2 separate regions of the Homo sapiens genome follow, and region 2 is linked to region 1. A link is a loop called in an ENCODE intact Hi-C map of the cell type or tissue named here. Cell type or tissue: MCF 10A. All regions are shown on one strand. Links, peaks and the distances in the headings refer to the core of each region. The heading gives the core; the rest is flanking DNA.

Evidence for each region. Hi-C counts contacts between places; a loop is a spot of excess contacts. Peaks named below come from ENCODE experiments on the same cell type or tissue, not always from the same donor. Only the 100,000 strongest peaks of a DNase experiment are listed, where the experiment ranks them.
Region 2: a loop joins it to region 1, with 3 times the contacts of the local background. A loop is called at or near these places in 1 of 110 quality-filtered maps.

What each region holds. Positions count from the first base shown.
Region 1 is chr5:140,975,663-140,978,482 of GRCh38, reverse strand. All of the region lies in intron 1 of PCDHA1 (protocadherin alpha 1), which reads right to left. All of the region lies in intron 1 of PCDHA2 (protocadherin alpha 2), which reads right to left. The region is part of intron 1 of PCDHA3 (protocadherin alpha 3); the gene reads right to left. The region is part of intron 1 of PCDHA4 (protocadherin alpha 4); the gene reads right to left. It also overlaps PCDHA5, PCDHA6, PCDHA7, PCDHA8, PCDHA9 and PCDHA10, and 6 more genes. Among named protein-coding and RNA genes, the nearest start is that of PCDHAC2, 11 kb to the right of the region's middle. In MCF 10A, for the core only: no CTCF peak of the experiment used is centred there; a DNase peak (open chromatin) is centred at 1,292.
Region 2 is chr5:141,602,814-141,605,633 of GRCh38, reverse strand. All of the region lies in intron 1 of DIAPH1 (diaphanous related formin 1), which reads left to right. Among named protein-coding and RNA genes, the nearest start is that of DIAPH1, 15 kb to the left of the region's middle. In MCF 10A, for the core only: no CTCF peak of the experiment used is centred there; a DNase peak (open chromatin) is centred at 1,123.

The sequences.
Region 1 (2,820 bases), core at 210-2,709:
GCAGACTGCAGCATATTTGACCCAGGGCGGATGTGCCCAGTCATAACACCAGCAACTGATAACAGTCTCTTTTCTGATTGAAGAGGGATACTAGGGAGAGGAAAACAAACTATTGCAGAGTTTGACCTTGTTTTGCTAGCTAATCCTTTTCATAAACTTGTACTTGTTCCTGCTCCTTCCTGAGTGCTTTCCCTCCTCACTGAATCACTGTTCACTAAGCTCTGATTGTTTAACAGGGAGTAGCTGAAATCCAAGAAAAACCTGATACATTTTGCATTAGTTGTGTATTGAAAAGATCTGTTGCCCTCTCTCTACAAACTCTCAGTCTGAAGGGGGAGAACAAAGAGGAAAATATGGGCACCTAAAGACTTAAAGACTGTTGGGGGAGTTATGTGCTGGTTAGAAGCTACTCAGAAATCACTGGGACATCATCAGTCACCATCACTGTCTTGTATCAGTAAGCAAAAATGTCACTGTGAAAAACTTGTGACACTCCTCTAGATGCGTTTTCATGGGCGGAGATTGAGGTGGCCCTGTCACTGAATATTGAGGTATAGTTGAATGAAAAAAATGGGGGATAAAAGTTGTATTTTGTATTTTCCTCTACATTATACTTACCATATTTGGTAGAAACAAAGCCATAGTAATATCAATAGACCATTCAAAACTGTCAATAATTCTTATTCCTATCATTCATATAGTTCCTTTAAGGGATGCAAAGTATTTAATAAACACATTTCTTCATAACACCCAGGAGAGAAATGATCACCATCTCAATATTCAGACAGATTTCTGGATGGCTACATGATATTTGGCATGCAGAGAATTAGCCAAAGTCAAGGCCCAGAAAAAGTTACAACTCTGGGATACTTTACCTCAATGGTCCTCACATGCTAACTGCTCTCTCTATTCTACCAATCTGCTAGCAAGATATGCATATGCAAGCTGCTTCCTCCTTTGTTTTCAAGTTCACAAAATGCTGTGGATATTCCATATAACATAGCATAAAATTATCTACAGACCAAATCAAAGGAGTTTCCATTATCTACTAGCGGTGTTAGAGGGAACAAAAGAAAATGTTTGCAAATCATTTTATAAACCTGGAAATATGACTAAAATACTTTTTATCAATCAGTCATCATCACCGTCTCTCCCCTCGCCATCAGGAGCACTATCGTTAGCTTGTCAGCTGAGAGAACCTTCCTTTGAGAAAGACTGTAACATCTGCTGAGAAATGTTGCCAATTTTTCTATGATTGGGTAACATTCATGATGAAAATTGCTGCAACTTGATCTTTGGAATGAAATCATCAAACTCATTTTGCTGAAAGGCACAGTTCCAGCAGGACTGACCAGGAAACTCAGTTCATTATACAATCTCACTTCCCCAATGACACATTTAATTTGTCATGCTGCTATTTTCTATACTAGTCCATCAGCAACAACATCCTTCTTAGATTCATTTGACAGAATCACAGTTACAAGATTTCTTATGGCAGTAAGATCAGGCAGGGAAAAGGAAAGGAAGAAAGCATATAATATGTTTTAAGTAGCTACACAGTACTAGATTTTGCACTTTATTACATACTGTTGCATGTATCCTAATTCTTTCTTTGTCAGACAGTAAACTCTATGAAAGGGATTATATCTGTTTTGCTCATTAGACACATGCATATCTTCAGATATTCATAAAAGCGTAGCTATATAGTCAGAGTCTAGCAGGCTTCTGGCATCTGGGAGGTTTTTAAAATGTGTTTAAATAAATGAACTATAATGCAAAGTCAACATTATTGTACTTAAATTGCAAAAATGAGACATCTGAACTTTGGAGAGATTAAATTACTTGTCTGATTGCTGAGTTCAGCTGACAGTCATGTTTAGGTCCCCTTAACACAAAAGTCTGTGTTTTATTTATATTTATTTATTTATTTATGAGATAGGGTCTTACTCTGTCATTTAGGCTGGTGTGCAGTGGCGCGATCTTGGCTCCCTGCAACCTCTGCCTCCCGGATTCAAGCAATTCTTCTTCCCCAGCCTCCCTAGTAGCTGGGATTACAGGCATCTGCCACCGTACCTGGCTAATTTTTGAATTTTTAGTAGAGATGGGGTTTCACCATGTTGGCCAGGCTGGTCTTGAACACCTGACCTCAGGCAATCCACCCTCCTCGGCCTCCCAAAGTGCTGGGATTACAGGCTTGAGCCACTGTGCCTTGCCAAAAGTCTGTGTTTTAAATAAATTTACATGAAATGACATATATTTTTCTTCTTTCTCTTTTTTACTTCTGAGTTTCCAGGATATTGATTTAAAACAATACAAAACTAAAAGTAGTAAAATGTACATGAGTTTCATCCAGAACTTGATTAAACTTGGAAAAATTCAAGTTGAAAAGTTGACTACTGATATATCTGACACAGTAAGACATATATTACTATCACAATTTCAATCACAGTTGAAATAACTGTGATTATTTAGTTCTTTAATACTTAGATGGTACCTCCCAGGACTATGCTTACTTTCTATTGGTGAAGAACTCTAATATGTCCTATTGCTTCAAAGGTTAGTCTTTTGGTAGAATAATGGTCACAAAACTCCATATGTGGAAAAAATCAATTAGGTAGTCCATATGGGTGATGTAGTATTACTGAAGAATAAGAATACACTTCAGTTCCTATTAAAATTATAAAAAAGATTTAATTTATCTTGTAATGGTATTATCTGTGATTTATGACATAGAATATTTGAGCTACAGAAGGATGAATCACCTCTTCTAAGATTTAAAGTAAAATAAGTTTAAAATACCCTATTTTATTAATAAACTCA
Region 2 (2,820 bases), core at 76-2,575, 630 kb before region 1:
TTTAGACTCCACTAATATTCTTCTCAGTATTCTTTCTCACATTGCATTGTCATACCTAAACTTTGTAACTGTGCCTTGTCAGGAGTGTTTCCTTAAGCAAAATACCACTGGAGAAGAGTAAATACTGATAGGCATTTTGCCTATGGTAATTGGATGATGATGTTTTGCTTTTAGATGATGTGCTAATGATTTTTTGTGTGTGCTTTTTTTTTGAAAACACATATATATTTTTGAAACAATACGTAAGAACCCTAAATTTCTATTTTTCATTTTTATTTTACAGTCTTTGTATATTTTAGTCATTATCTCTATGCACAAATATTTTTACAACATTGCCTTTATAGTTTACAGATGTTTTTTGCTTTTAAAATAGTGTCATAAAAATTTTCCAGCTTTCTAATCTTTGAAAATTGCCACCTTAATTTGAAATGGAAATGTATGTGTATTCTAAAAGTGATAGTTTTTTTCTAAGAAAATACAAATGTATATAAAAAGAGTAAAACAGTCCCATACTTTGTTTTTCAGAAATTAATTTTTTTTAATGGTTAGAACCAAAGAGAACAGTACATGATATATGGAAGTTTCTTTAGATCCTAAGTACTTTGGCATGAAATTCTGTGTGTGTTTGTGTTAGAACATAGTTCAACACAAGTACAATTGCTAGAAGTATCAGAACAACCTTATTTTAACACTTATATTTCTGGTGGTAGAGAAATAATAAGATTTCATCTTCATGCTCATCTCCCCTCCTCCCTAAGATTTTTTCAAAATCTTATTCTGAATGTGTACCGGGCCAAAAAATATTTTCTGTGGTTTCGTAGGATCAAGTCTGGCTTATTGAGTAGTAGTATAATTTTTGGATTAGTTAAGCGGTTGTCAGTAGGGGTAGGATTATTTCTGGGTATTCAGGAGTGGTGTGAGGATACAAAAAAGAGATTATTTAGAAATGAAAGGACTTTAGGAATGGGATTTAAAACAAGGTGTCCTCATACTTGGTGCCTGTATGTAGAAGCGGTAGCAGTTGCAGAAACTTCCTGCTGTCTGCTAGGCTTTGGGTGTGTCACACACATGCCCACCCTTGAGGAAGAGTAGATGTCCTGCTACTCACATCATAACATGGGAGGAGAAGACAGTTGCTACGGCGATTGGGAAACAGCATTCCTGAGTCACTGACTATTTCTAAATGAATGGACAACACCCCTTTTTTTAAAGGAGTGATCATAGTCTTCTCTAAGCTTAGGCAGCAGAGGGAGAGGCCTAGTAAGAAAGGAAGAGCAAGTATCAATATTTGAAGCTTGAGAAATATGTTGAAATTTTGGAAAAATTGGTTAACATTATGTTTTGTTTCCTGTATATGTATTCAAAAGTTGTATTGGAACCTTAGAATGTTTGAAAGGAAGGAAGCTTTGCTTACTGTTCTGTCACCAAATGACAGACTATGCATGCTGGCTTTCACCTTCTGAACAGCAGAAGATACCGGTGTGCCTGCTACACCTTGTGATACTTGATAGGAAAGTAGGACTTCCAGACTCTGAGCACTTTCTCTGTTGGCAGCTTGTTTGCCCAAACCATGTGTGCTTTATAGTGCAAGGACTGGCAGTTTGTATGGATGGACTTGGAGGAATGCAGCATCCTCAGCCCGGTTTCTACCTGTTCTGCTGTGCTGGAATAGTGATACCAGCGTGGCCTTTCCTCCTTCCCTCTGGGCTATCAACTACCTAGGATGCCGGCTGCCAGTTGCAGGGCTTTAGGATGAGCTGAGCTGTAGGCAAAAAGTTACTTTTTCCCTTTCCCCAAGGTACTTGCCTTCTTGAACTATTAGAGAAGTGATACTTTGGACCTGTTAGAGGATCCAATTCTAATATTAAGATAGTTTTCCCCTCATTTTAATTATAATTGGGAAATAAGGTTTATTGGAAAGCAGACTCACCAACAGTTTTAGACAGTTGTGCAGGACATTAAGTTAGTTGCTTTACATTTATAAGTAAATTATTTCAAATTTATAAGCAAATTATTGAAATACAGAATGGACTACAGTTACTACTGTTCTTTATACGGCATTTCTAACTTGTGCTTGACACTGGCCACTGCCTAGAATCTTTCATTGTTCCCGGGTGGGGTTAGGAAAAAGATGCTGATTTTGGAAGGCAGGGGTAGATTGATAGAACTCTTTTAATTAGGAATAAAAGATATTGGACTGTCTTTTACTATGTTTCCTTTGTTGGCTGTTGTATGAATTCTAACAAGTTTATTATTTATTTATGTTTTCTCAGCTTTATTGAGGTATAATTGACATACAAATTGTTTATGGTATACAACATGATGTTTTGATATATGTATACATTGTGGAACTAATGAGTTTAACTCTCCAGTGCTTAGTTTAGCTGTGGGGCTGCTGAGGCACTCTGAACCAAATGGAGGAGCTGCTACAGTCTTACCTAATCCTTCAGCACTTTTTCCTCAGTGGTCATGGAGAACATGAGCCTATCATTTCCATTTCTGGGGACTGCTAGGTAATCTTCAGCCTTCTTTCCCTTAAACACATTTAGCTTTTCTAGGTTTATAGTTTATATTTTTAAATTCCTGGTCATTTTGTGCCCCTCTTCTAGACTTCCTTTCCTCTGAGGTACCCTTTTTCTTTCCTTTATTTTCTTTTTGAAGTGGGTACTCCAACTCTACACAACGCCTGTGTAGGCTGCAGGCACCAATAAGTGGTGATGTCAGAATCTAGTTTGTTTCTCTGTAAATGCTAGATGAAATGTTGATTCAATTGCTGTTGTCTTTGGGCCATTCCTTGAAAATGGAAGGGAAAGTTCTTCT